Linked DNA regions of Homo sapiens: region 1 is linked to region 2. Evidence: read pairs that join two places in POLR2A ChIA-PET (ENCODE). Cell type or tissue: OCI-LY7. All regions are shown on one strand. Links, peaks and the distances in the headings refer to the core of each region. The heading gives the core; the rest is flanking DNA.

The links. ChIA-PET counts read pairs that join two places held together with the same protein. Peaks named below come from ENCODE experiments on the same cell type or tissue, not always from the same donor. Only the 100,000 strongest peaks of a DNase experiment are listed, where the experiment ranks them.
Region 1: POLR2A ChIA-PET joins it to region 2 with 5 read pairs; 2 of 35 experiments call an interaction of 5 or more read pairs at or near these places.

Annotation. Positions count from the first base shown.
Region 1 is chr12:40,310,362-40,315,361 of GRCh38, reverse strand. It overlaps LRRK2 (leucine rich repeat kinase 2), which reads right to left. Exons shown (of 51, transcript NM_198578.4): 31 at 4,713-4,931; 32 at 1,189-1,390; 33 at 62-150. Among named protein-coding and RNA genes, the nearest start is that of MUC19, 81 kb to the left of the region's middle. In OCI-LY7, for the core only: CTCF peaks have their summits at 1,988 and 2,188 (motif pointing right); DNase peaks (open chromatin) are centred at 231, 1,241 and 2,231; H3K4me3 peaks cover 1,221 bases; H3K27ac peaks cover 2,514 bases.
Region 2 is chr12:41,506,581-41,514,920 of GRCh38, reverse strand. It overlaps PDZRN4 (PDZ domain containing ring finger 4), which reads right to left. Exons shown (of 10, transcript NM_001164595.2): 4 at 8,209-8,340; 5 at 5,008-5,110. Among named protein-coding and RNA genes, the nearest start is that of PDZRN4-AS1, 98 kb to the right of the region's middle. In OCI-LY7, for the core only: no CTCF peak of the experiment used is centred there; a DNase peak (open chromatin) is centred at 4,260; H3K27ac peaks cover 602 bases.

The DNA.
Region 1 (5,000 bases), core at 1-5,000, 1.2 Mb after region 2:
GGCGCCATCTGTTCTATGCTTTGACCATAACCCCCGTGCCACAAAAATAAAAGACACCAACCTGTGCCATGATTTTACAAAGCCACTTGGGTTCCACAAAGTACAAGTCACTTAACTGCAGTGCTGGGTCTTGAAAATGAAGAAGGACTCCTGTAGTAAAAAGTCATCAAACAGTGAAACATGGAATCTAGAACAAATATCAAGGGGCTTTAGAAAAAATCTAGTCCAACTTCCTCATTTTGCAGGTGAAGAAATTTCAGCATAGCTAGTGACAGAGCTGGGACTAGAAGCTGTGCATCCTATGGTCTAAAGTTCCAATATTATAATGGAGTATTTTTAAACTACATAAAATGATCATATTTAAGCATATTTGAGACACTGACATGCATTACAGAGCATATTTCACACATAAGTAGAAATTCATAATTTTCTGTTTCGCTTGCTGAATACACACTACAAAGACATGTTTTATTTTCAAATACAGATAAGAAACACAGCATATCTCAGCATACCTTAAGAACGATGGGGAAAAGGAACAGATCATAAACCACGGGAAGCTATTTTTTATACAACAGAATCTAGGGATCAAAAGCAGCTTCCCAGTCACTTACTCTAGTACTATCAAACAACTCACACATTTCTAGCAAGGTAATATGATCAAGTACACAATTAGCACTGAAGTTGCTTTGAGAATTTTCATCTTTGAGATCAATATTTGATGCAAGAGAGCTAGATCTTCCACTCAGAAGCTGCATCATCTCAGGGAGCCATTGACTCTCCAAGCGTCCCAGTTAGACCATGCCAACAATAATTCCCCTTTGCAATATAAAAATAACTTTCACATGCACTAAACTCATTTGACATTATGAATGTCATTTGACTATTCAGGGTTCCACAGCTCCTGAATAGTAAAGACAAGTTCTAGAACCCAAATATTTTAACTCCCACTCAGGGACTCTTTCCACTGCTTTACTCCTAGGTGATTTCTAAATTTGTTTTCTTATGACATGATACATGATTTGTCATGAACACACATGATGATCTTCCAAAAAGAAAAAAATCAGTGGCCTATTAAAGAACCGTATGGATATTCTCTCAACTTTGAATGTAAATTCTATAAAAGATTCAGAAACACTTTTATAAGTTACTACAGCTGAGCTTTGAAAATAAGGAACGAAAAACACAAACCTGATTCATTTAGAAAGTGAACTGCGTGAGGAAGCTCATTTTCATCTAACTGCAGCTGATTTTCTCTCACTAGTTGTAATAATCGTTTCCGGTCAATTACGGGAAATTCAATTGGCACATTTTTACGCTCCGATAAAATGATTTTTTCAAGTTCTACATAGCAGTCTGGAATCAGCTGTCCAACAACAAGCTGATCTCGGATCTATGAAATTACAAATGACAAGCCGTAAAAATCTATTTTATTTGTGTATTTGTCAAATGGTTGGCAAATTCAGTGCTAACAGTTTTTACAGAAACAGATATATTATTCAGAAGTACATTTTTAAATAAAATCAAAATATAATAAAAAGCTATTTAGGTTGTAAGGAACAAGTACAATGAAATTAAAATAGGAAAATTGTTGATTCAGAGGCAAATTTGGAAATATCAAATAAAATAGTATGGAAATATTTATCTCGCTATCCAGAAATTCCATGGAAAAAAAAACAAGATAAATCACTAACCATAAAAAAGATTTTTTATATCCTAAGACATTAAACTTAATGTGAAACAGACACGCTAGTATAAGATATCAGTACAAATTACAAGAGCTTTTGGATATTATTATATTTTAAATATTCAAGGTAAAATATTAAATTTTGTGCTTGGTTATTTGTAAAATGTTATATTGGGAGGACATATATATCAACAGTGAAACGCAGAGACATAAAATCCCACTCAAGCTATGTTTTTCATGGAACCTTGAACTTGGGAAAATGAGAAATCATCTAAACATCAGTGATTCTGATAGGAGAGGATGATCATTGTTCTGTTGCTCTTAGAATCTAATCACTATCAACAAAATGAGAAATATATAAAATAAGATTTTTTTAAAGAATGGCCCTAAGAGGATAGTTTCTACAATAAAAGTATCTTCCAAACGTTTTTTAAAATATAATTTTAAATAGAAATGCAACTCTTAATAATATCCAGAGTGCCGTTAAGAACCACCAGATGGCAAACTCTCCCTATTTCTGGACCTATGGAAATTACATATTCTTTTTATCTGAAAATACGAATCAGAATTTCTGCTTAAATTCTTACACTTACTACAAATAGAAATTCAGCACACACAGAAAAAAATTAACTTGGTCTTTTTCTACTTGTGACTAAAAACTTAAAGAGACAACCATAACCATTACTTCCATATTTACCTGCAAATGGTTACTCAAGAGACTGTTTTCATGTATCTCTTAACCCAGAGAATTAGAGATAATTTCACTAACCTCCACTTTTCATGTTCCCTCTCTTAGTCGTTCATAAATTAAGATGAAATTGAACTTCAGATTGAGGTTTATGTTTTAATCCAAGGCAGGAAACCTCCATATAAAAATAAACAAGAGTTCTCAAAGAAAGCAAATCAAGTAGAAACGGGATGAGTTTTACGGGACTACGTCTCAAGGCCCACAGAGATGCCTGCTCTGCTAATGGGCTGGACAAGATTAAAAGGAGTATTGTCAGCATTGAACTCTGTTTTGTCCTGCTTCTCCTTTCAGCATGATTATCAGTTAACTGACAGGCTGAGCCAAAAAACAAAACTTAAAAGTGTCTGCACAGACACCTGTTAATAAGGTTGAGACAGAAAAAGATTAGAGAAGAGCTAAGATCAAAGGCAAATATGAAAAATAAATGAGAGGACAAAAAATGATCTCTAATAGATTAAAAGCTGCTCTTTGAATTCAGGTTGAAGCACCTCAGGGAAGAAAGAATTTTCAAGTTCTGGCAGGCTCACAGGCCCTGGGTCATCTGAAAGAGTCATTCTTCTACAAAGCAATCAAATGAGTTTTCAAACCATTATGCCAGAATGCTGCATCCATTAGCAATATATACTTTTCTTTCAATAATACTGGTATTTCTCAAAGCATTTGTTTTATTTCCTTGTAAAAAGTTGTCTTCAAAGGTGATTTATAAGTGCCAAAAGAAAAACTAGTCTGACTTATTGGTAATGATATCTATTAGACAAAAGCAGTATTAATACAGCTTAATGAACCATCTTATCTGTGACTTTGCATCAACTAAATTCAGGCCTTTTCAAAACAAACTCATCCTCCAACAAGTCTTTTTAAAGATATGATACATTCTCTGACAACAATGACAAAAAGGGAAACTCAAAATATTCTCAGTAACAACAAAGTTATTGAAGTATGGGTATAGTCTCAGAAAAAAAAAACACCTGGATTAAGAGATTAATTGGATGAATAAATTTTGTGTATTTGTTTTTCTTTAAGTCATATTAGTTTCTAATTACATGTCCAACAAGAGAATAGGAAAGTCTACAAATAAATAATATGTCATTTTTACATGACATTACCATCTATCATCAATAAAACCTTTTAATAACTGTAATAAATGTGTGTTGAAGGATACAAACATACAAATTCTCTCCCTGGGCACCGCAAAAGCCATCACTTTTACAAATGGCTCATTAGGTTTTGGAGTGAAGCACACATAATCTATATAAATGGAACAGAACTAAGCTAACTGGCCAGCATGGAGTTATAACCAAGGTGACTATATAATTTATCATCCAAATTGGAATGCTTTTGAGAATATAGTGGGACACTATTACATAATTATGCTGGGACTGCCCAGGCCAAATAGGACTCTATTTATCAGCCAGTATCTTGATCATTAGTGCTATTGAGCTAAGCCAAGACAGACTAAGTGAAATTCATCATTATGTTTGTCATATGGAACTATCAAGGGTATTTTTCAGTACAGTTTACACCACACTCCCTGTAGTACCCAGTGAAGATTTCTTTTTTCTGCCAAGTATTTAAAAAAAAAAGTGTTCTCTCTGATAACTGATTTATTTACATTTTATAAAAATTTGGCTTACGAGAAGATAACTTTAAACATTTAAAACATAATTCCTAAAATAAAAAGCCCATTTTGTATGAACTAAGTAATTAGTGAGACACTGCTGAAAACCAAGTTAGTGGTCTTCATGACTAAATAAAACAGCTGCCTCACAATACGGAGGGAAAAAAATTGGAATGGGAATCACAGTGACAAAATTCATGAATGAGTGGCACAAAAGATCAAGATGTCCATAAAACAGGAATTCCAAAAGAAAAGAGGAAATGGAAAAATAACAGTTAAAGAATAATAGAAGAAAGATGATCCCAAGACCTCAGTATTCACCTTTACCCTTGTGATTGAATCACCACTATAAGAAGTTGAATCAGAAAAGGCATCAAAAACATTTTCTCAGATTCTCTCTCAGAAACATTTTCTCAGTATCCCAGAAACGGTCTCTTAGTTTCTCTCAGGTTCCTCTAATTATTTTTTGTTCCCATTTCTATGAATTAGAAATGAAGTCTGGCATAAATAATTTTAAAATGGAAAGGACTTTAATAATGCTAACAGCAACAAGGAAAGAAAACCCACAATTTTAAGTGAGTTGCTCACTTCTCAAAATTTCTGACATTTCTAGGCAGTTGAGAATCAATAAATTACATTTCTCTACCAGCCTACCATGTTACCTTGAAATTAAGGCTCTCGTTTATGATGGTTTTCCGAAGTTTTGCCAAAGCATCAGATTCCTCGGTGGCATTCACAAAGTGGTAATCTCGTATGGCAGGGAACCCTCGCTTATTCAGGAGTTCCTTGGTGATTTTACTCATGCAGGCTTTGCGTTGCTTCTCATCAGAAACATCCAAATGTGTGCCAACGAGAATCACAGGGGAAGAAGAAGCGCGAGCCTGGAGGGAAAGACACAAAACCCTCTTGTGTTTGCTTTCAAACTGGGCCTGCTCACATTCCTGTTGATA
Region 2 (8,340 bases), core at 1,831-6,830:
ATGGAGACCATTAGCTTTCTACTACATTACTTATGTCTCCCTATTTTTCACCCTCTTTGCCCTTTCCTTACAAGTGTTTGAGACAAAAATGGCATTAGGATTAAAACTCCTGACTCCAAGAACAAATACCTGCTGGAAAGCAAGAGGGCATTTGTTATAACTGGACAGTGGTCCCAAGTTCTTTTCCACTTCCCTTTGTATGGAAAAGAGGAAAGGGACTGAGTGGCTCAGAAGTTGGTCCATGCAGACACCAATGGGAACCCTCATTTATTCCTTCATGAAATATGCGTTGAGCACCCACTGTGAAACAGACCATGTGATACAATGATAAGCAAGGCAGATAAAGCTGCTGCCCTCAGAGCCTTAAGATCCATATAGCTCTATACATGCATCATGCTAGGGACTTGTTTTTTTTTCAACACTGGCTTCACAAATCATGAAGTTGCTCAAAAAATATGATAGAATGTAGTTAATAATTATCCTCTTGTTATTTTTTGAATGAAAATTTCCCTGATTCATGATTCTCTTTTCTTTATGTAAGAGAGAGATTATATACTTAAAGTCTCACAAATATTCAGCACATATTTGCAGGGATCTAGCTCCAGGAAATACATTTTGCAAAATGACACTTCTCAGCACAGCACAAGGATTTACTTATGCCTTGCATAAGGACTGCCAAGAGGAAGCTAATTAATATGCTAAGTGCTCACTCCTATTTATAGACACTGGTCCAAGTTTGGTTTTCGGTTAACATGTACATAGAACTCTGACATATATTTATCCTCTCTTTTCCACTTTTAATACCTCTTCAAGCAAAGTTCTAAATTTTTTTGGCTTACGTTTTTATGATATTGGACGCATAAAGGGTACTTATTTCAGCCTTTTGTATATGTTTCTTTGCCTGATCATTGAGGGAGAAGTAAAAATGATTTCAAGTGATATTTCTAAGTGATAAAAATCTGCAGGCACAGAACTGTTGCTTGTCTTGACTAACATGATGTTTTATACTATCTAAATTTTTCGTGTATTGGTTTCTGACCCCTCTATCAGCATTAGCATTGACTTTTGAGAGTTAACAGCAAATGCTGTAGATAATTCAACATCTTCCTTGCACTCAGGCAGTTGCAAACATATCTTTATTAGGAGTTGGGCAAAAAGATCTCTATGTTTCTTAAAACCTTTCCCTTTAAATTATTTCTAGTAGAGGTTGGATTTGAGATCTGCCTCTACTTGCTAAGGGCTATTTATGATTTATTTCAACCTTTAGCTGGCTCTAGGGGGAAAAATGAATAAAGTTGAAACTAAAAGGAGGAGAAGCTTAATCCTTAGTGAAATTCCAGTGGCATGGAACACCCTGACTCTTACGATGGGTGCATTGTTAAATTTGTATATGTTTATTTTTTCTCAAAAATAAAATTAAACTCATTTATCATTTTTAATTAGAGAACAAGTGCCATCATTTTTTAAAGAGAACAAGTTTCAAGCTGTGAGTCTTTTAATGTAGACTGGTCTCTGAGACTTTTCTGAAGCACAATGTGGAAATTTTAAACCCAGTCAAATATTTTTCTTAGGAAATTGGTGATAGGTCATGGTGAGATATGGGTGTCATTAAATTTTCATAGAGGTTCCTAACACACCAGAGTCACCATAACATGGACACTGAGTATAATATCTCCAAAGAAGCATTTGCTTGTCTGCCGTGGCTCTGAAGGGACCTGTTACAGTCCATCAGTGAAATAATATGTGTGTTAAAAGTCCCTAAATATGTATTTACAAGATAGTCAGATCTGTTTTGGTCTATTGGGTTAATAATCCATGCACTAAGTCTGTATATAAGTACTCACGAGATACACAGATCAGCTTTGGTTCACTGAGTTAATAGTAAGTAGGTCTTTAAAAAGGCACCTAAATAGCCGCATAGTTTGTATTTTAGCAAGTTCAGAAATGCAGTCTATATACTAGAAGCTATTTCTTTTAAAGTGTGGATGCATTGCTCTTGCTCTGGTGGATGCCAAAAGGTGTGCTTCACTCTAACCTGTAATATTTTGCCATTAAAATGTCAGAAGAAAATTGCCATAGCACAAACTATATTGAAGCTCTGAGGCACAGCCCTCCAGGCTGGGGTGGATGCTGTCCTAGATTATGTCATACATACTCCACCCGCTATCACCGCCCAGGTCCAATACCCCACTCCCTCTCAGCTGACTTTGCTTCCTTCCTGTCAGTCTCAGACCAGCAGCTGGAGTAATCCTGTTATGGCTTTCCTATGTTCCAGCAACTTCCCATCTCAGAGTCAAAGCAACTTCCTATATCATGGTCAAAGCCAAAGGCTCCACAAAACACACCCTCCTTTCTCTGAATTCACCCCTTCCACTCTCTCACTGGTCTCTTTGCTACTCCTTGTACACCCCAGCATGCTTCTGCTTCAGGTCCTTTGCCCCTGCCCTTCCTTCTTTCTGAAAATCTCCTTTCACATGGCTAGATCTCTTATATTCTTTAGTTCTCTTATGAGAGAAGTCTTGCATTACCACTCTGTATAAGACAGCAACATCCTGTCCAACACCACTCTTATTATTTTCCATTAGTACTTCTCACCATTGAAAAGAATATGTCTTTACTTTTATGTTTATTGTTGACCTCCCTCTCCTAGAAGCTCCTTCCACTGGGGCAGGAGCTTCCTAATCCCATGCATAGATAACTGCCTGGTACATTTTAAGTCCTCATTAAATATTTATGGTACAAATGAATGAAAGCAGATGAAAAAGGAGTCTTCTTTCTACTTCCTTGATTGCCTGGTTGTGCTCATGTTTAGGTTGAAGAGGAATGCATATCTCTTTCTGAGCTGAAGTCTTCTTGGCCATTAAACCTCACTTTCCTGTGATATTCTCTCAGTGGCACAAAACTGGTACTTCCTTAAGGTGCTCATCCATCCCGCTCCTAGAGCTATAGGGTTATAAGGAAGCTCCTAGAGGAGCTAGGGTCATCTCAGCTGGTCACAGAAACACCAGATCAGTCTGCTTCTAGGTGTAACAGTAAAAGTGCAACACATAGACAGAATTAGCATTTCTAAATCTCTTCACTGAATGAGCCTAATGGTGTCCACCACAGGCTCCAATGATGGCAGTGGACTGACTAGATTTTGCAGTTTGATGCAGCCACAAGGGATGGCATGTGCCACTCTATGTGTGTGTCACATAATGATAACAGACTGAGGAGTACTGGGCAGAACCATTATTCTCTCTTGAATCTGGTAAATTTCTCTGGAGGTATTCTCCCATGCCTCCACTCCCACCTTTAACCATGCATGTTGTTCTCAAATGCATCCTTTCTAATGATTGAAAACTGTCATAGCAACTCCTTCCTTATTTGAATTTCACAGGAACATTCTTTATTTCAATCACTCAGAAAGGAGCCTTTGGCAACGGAATCACAGCTGACAGCAAATTAATGACTATGATGCTGTGATTAGTTGAGATTACAGGCTACAGAGAGCTTGTCTGAGAATTCACCACTGACATCATCCTGATGCTGGCTTCTGCTGGGGATTAATATTGGTCAAAAAAGAGGTTGTGGTTCAGTTACAGTAAGCTCCATAGAAATGTAAGGAAATCTGTCTGTATTGTAATATTTCAATGACATGCTGATTCATTTAAAGGGCTTTTACTGTTAACTTGCTTAGCCTAAACAATCTTCCCCTATGCCCTCCCCGAGCACACTGACTTATTTTAATAAAGCTTTAAGGCATCCAAATAAAAAGTTGAAGTGATCTACATAATTCCAGTCCCCAAACTGAAAGTATTCATTAACCAAAAGGAAAACATAAGAATCTTGAATTATTTGGATAAGTCATTCAATTTTATAATTTATTTTACATGAATAGACAAAGCAATGGATATTGTAATGCATGTCAGTGCTTGAGTAGATTTAGAAAATAAAACTTTTCAATCAACTTAATAAAGAGGAGGTAAAAATTTAACATGAACAACACAAGAATGACAAAAACCATCTACTCAGTTACCAGTTGTCATTTCACATCCTTCTAAATTTTGGCTGCAAAGAAATAATGATTTCTGTAATCCCCAGGAATGACTTTTGTGGGGAGAAGATTTCAAACAAACGTCCATTTGCTTTAGATGAGCTTCCTTATTTGATTTCAGATCCTCCTAAGGGAAGAGATTTCAGGATTTCCTGGTTGTAAAGTGGAAGAGAACACTTTGCTGAACTTGTATGACATCACCTGAAGCATTAAAAGGGCAGGTGACCATGGGTTCTCTGCCTGTTTACCAAAGCTTCTTTACTTCCTCAATCTATTTTATTTTTAAATGTCAGAGTAGTCTGAAACCTTTCAAAGATATTCAGGCTGCAGAAGCAGAGGAAATATTAGGATACATTCTTTAACTTTTGTGAGAGCTTTTAAATAATCAATGGATGGACTTTTCGAATTGTTATATATCACAGTACAGATATTCTGACATTAAACCATGTGAAGAATAAATATAGTTTAACAACAAAGGGCATGAGGCCATCTCTATTTCTAGGAAGTCTGTGAAATGGCTCTTTAGAGTACAGACCAGAGGCACAAAGAGAGTATTGCATTTCCAAAGAATACAATATAATAAAATTTAGTTTATCAATGAAAATTAGAATATTATACAACAAATGAAAATAGTAAACACAATCTTTGTTTTAAATATATTTTTCAAACTCCACTTGGAAATCCACATATATTATAGAACAGATTTTAAAAATGTAGCTGTTGCAATATTATTTATTAAAAAGCAACAAAATGAGAGCAAATTATATTTAAGCTTATACTATAAAAATATTTTCCAATATACTTAAAACACGAGAGCCACATAGCTAAAGCAAATAGTATTTGAAAGATCTTACACTGGATATGTAATAGACAAGACATTTCTCACTGTAATAAATTAATTTCTTTGTTATACAAAACCCCTCAACCGTAACTTCATGAAGAAATGTGAAGTGGTATGAAAATGACCTTACCTCATATTCAAAGTCTTCTGTTCTGTCTGCATCAGCAGGCAAGCTGGAAATATACTCATTGTCCTCATAAAATTCATGCTCCATTGGATGTAGAGAATGGCAGCTATGGGGAATGTAGCAATATGATAGGAATAGATTAAATGGGTTGTTTTCCAGATTAAAACTGATTTTAGAATTTCACTTTAGTTTGCTCTGCTTTGGAATAAGATCTGTAGTGATCTAGTCTTTAAACAAACTACAGCTGAGGAAAAGCAATAGCTTTTCTTTCTCCCTCTACGTGAAGTCCATCAATTTGCAATTTCTGAGAGAATGCTAGGAATAAGGGCCTATGGTCAGAGTTGTATTCTGTGGAAAGACTGATGTGAAATCTCTGACAGTCCGTGGTGCTTTATTGATACTTTCTGGCCTGCTTCCATTCCACTGAATGTGACAAGCTCCATACGTGGGTGTGTGGCATTTGAGATTGCAGTCTACTCAAAGAGGGGTATTTTGTCATAAAGTACTACCAATTTCATAATCCACAGCTGCAAACTATTTTTTGAAAACCATTTTCAAAAGCACTTATTTTTTCAGACTCTAAAATGTGCTCACATTGTCCCCTCCTCTCTTTCTTAAGATCCCCCTTTCTCACTCTCCCTCATAATGCACATTTTCCCCTCTTTGATCAAGGACATATACACAAATATTAAAGAACATTCATGGCGATCAATCAGTGGAAACTCCTATAAGCCACAAGGTTTCAAAATACCTTTAGAAAATTCTCAGTGACAGAGAGAGCAGATTACATTAAGGAAATGAGAGGATATGGCTTTTATGTATTTCAACTTTTAGGAAATTTTTAAATAGTTTGTAAACATGTTATTCGATTTAGTATGTTCTGATATAAAGACTACACATCATACCATATGAAGACTAAGCATAGTTTAACAGCAAAGAGCATAAGGCCTTTTCTATTTCTAAAAGACACTGAAAAAGCCTAAATACAATTGACAAGTTGGTTGCAGATGAGACCTCTAACTCCTGCCAGTGTGGATCTTTTTGAAAAATTGGAGATAGCAGTATCAATTAGTTCCCTTCTCCCTTGTTGAAAGGCAAGAGACCCATCCTCATGCCCTCATACTATAGTCAGCGTAAATATTCTACCAGCCTCTCCTCACTACTATCTATGGCTGTCAGCTCCACACAGGTCTAACTAGTGTAGGCCAAAATGGTAAAAGTAATACAGGCAGCACCTTGCCTTGTGTCTACCAGATAAATCTCCTTGCTTATAGCTGGACTGGGTCCGCATAGCCCTTTTGGGCTCTTGGAATATCGAAGCCTGCTGCTTTGGACATCTGATGTGTTTCCCTTGTCTTTCGGATAGTAAGAAGGGAGCCCTGCTGTGAGGAACACTTTATTCATTCGACGTTTATTTAGTGGCTGCCAGATGCAAGGCCAAGTGCTGGAAATATGTTGGTTTACAAAATCCAATTCTGCCCTATTAATTGGGGAAAGCAGCAAAGTGGGAATTTTAATACAGTGCAATAATTAAGGGAAAAATACAGGAGCCTTGGGAGCACATGGTAGGGGTGGACCCACTGCAGCCCTAGGAAGTTTTCTAGAGGAGGTTGTCTCTAAGCTAAGGTCTGCAGGACCTAGGAAGAGCAGCAAGATGCACTGGCTAAGGGGGTAGGCATTGGGGTCAGACCTCTTAGGCCTAGAAGCCTGGCCCTGTCACTTTTTTGCTATGTGATCTTGGCCATGTTACTTAATATCTGTTCCCTCATCTTAGACATAGAATGTTGATAATATAATGTACTCCCTCCTAAGATTATTGTGAGAACTAAATGAGTCAATAAATGCAAAACGTTTGGAATAATACTGAAAGCATGTTAAGTTAGCTAATACAAGCTAGCTATTATTATTCATTCAAGGAAGTATTTGTTGGATGGCTACTATGTTTTAGGCTGTATTAATGAATATTATATATTTGTTTCCTTGCTTTTTGTTCAACTCCCCTTGTAGAATATAAACTCTAGAAGGCAGTGACTTTATTTTTGTTCATAGTTTTATGCCAAGCATCTAGTTGCAAGCCCTGACACATCCAATTTGTGTCTGATACAAAGGGCTATTTAAAATAAAGAGATACCCAAGACAAACAGATCCCCTGCCTTCCTGGAACTCGAAGTCTCAAGAAGTGTTTTCAAAACTTGGCTGCACATTAGGATTGCCTAGGGAGACTTTTGAAAATTTCTGATGCCTAAGCCTTACTCTAAGAATTCTCATTTAATTGGCCTAAGGAGTGATTCAGGTACTGATACAGCTTCTGAAAGTTCCCAGGTGATTCTATTGTACATCTGTGACCCACTGAAACGGGCTTATGGGAGCCAGCCATCAAAGGGCAGGAAAGTGGCATGACTCAGATCTTTGTTTTATGAAGTAGAGAGCGGATTGGAGTAGGTGATGAAAATGCAGGCTAAGGAGACTATTGCTCTTACAAACTCTCAATGTTTGAATATTTGCTCGAAAGCTCACAGAACACAATGAATTGGGCAAGCATACTTTTAAAACTGTTCAAGTAGGATTATTTGAATAAAATCTCTCTGACTTCCTTTAAATTAGGCAAAAATCAGGAGGAAGTATTCCTTGAATAGATCTTTATTTGATAGCACTATACTTACTCTCTGACAGCCAAGATCCTTTGTTTATATCTCAATATATTGGGTAAGTGCTTTCGTCAGAGAATTGCACTTTAATTAAATCAATTTCCTAGCTTCTCTTTAAAGAAGAGAAATGCAAGGAAGAGAGAGAGGTGGCCCACAGAGGAGAATGTGGTGCCAAGATGCCACTTCCACATGAGTCTTAATAAGGTTTTTGGCAGCTTTGGTGAGAAAAGTGATTTCCCTGACCAGTGTTCATGAGTAGCATGAGGCTTTTGACAGCTAGTAATATGAAGATGAACTAATCAGAGCCAGAATTTTTCACAGCAGCTAGCAAGTATGATTACCCAGGTGGAGCAACCATGTGGGTCAGGGAGAGTAGCTAGCAGGGACCACTGAGAACTAATTGCACATATCAAAACAGGGGAGACATTTTCCAAACGGAGCTGGGAAGCCTGTCTCCATAACTGTCAACCTGCTAGTGGAACTGCTTCTTTTCAACATCTGCTTTACGTGACAAATGGAAACAAACAGGGCTTTGGAAGAAATGATAGAAAAATACCTGTCTGAGAGCAGGAATGGACAGATGTCTGGCACTGGAGGGGTAGGTGGACGAAGCTTGGCCAGAGCCATGATGTGTTCGAAGGTGATGTCCGTCTGAGTGCTGGCATTCATAAGCTGCACTTCTGAAGCC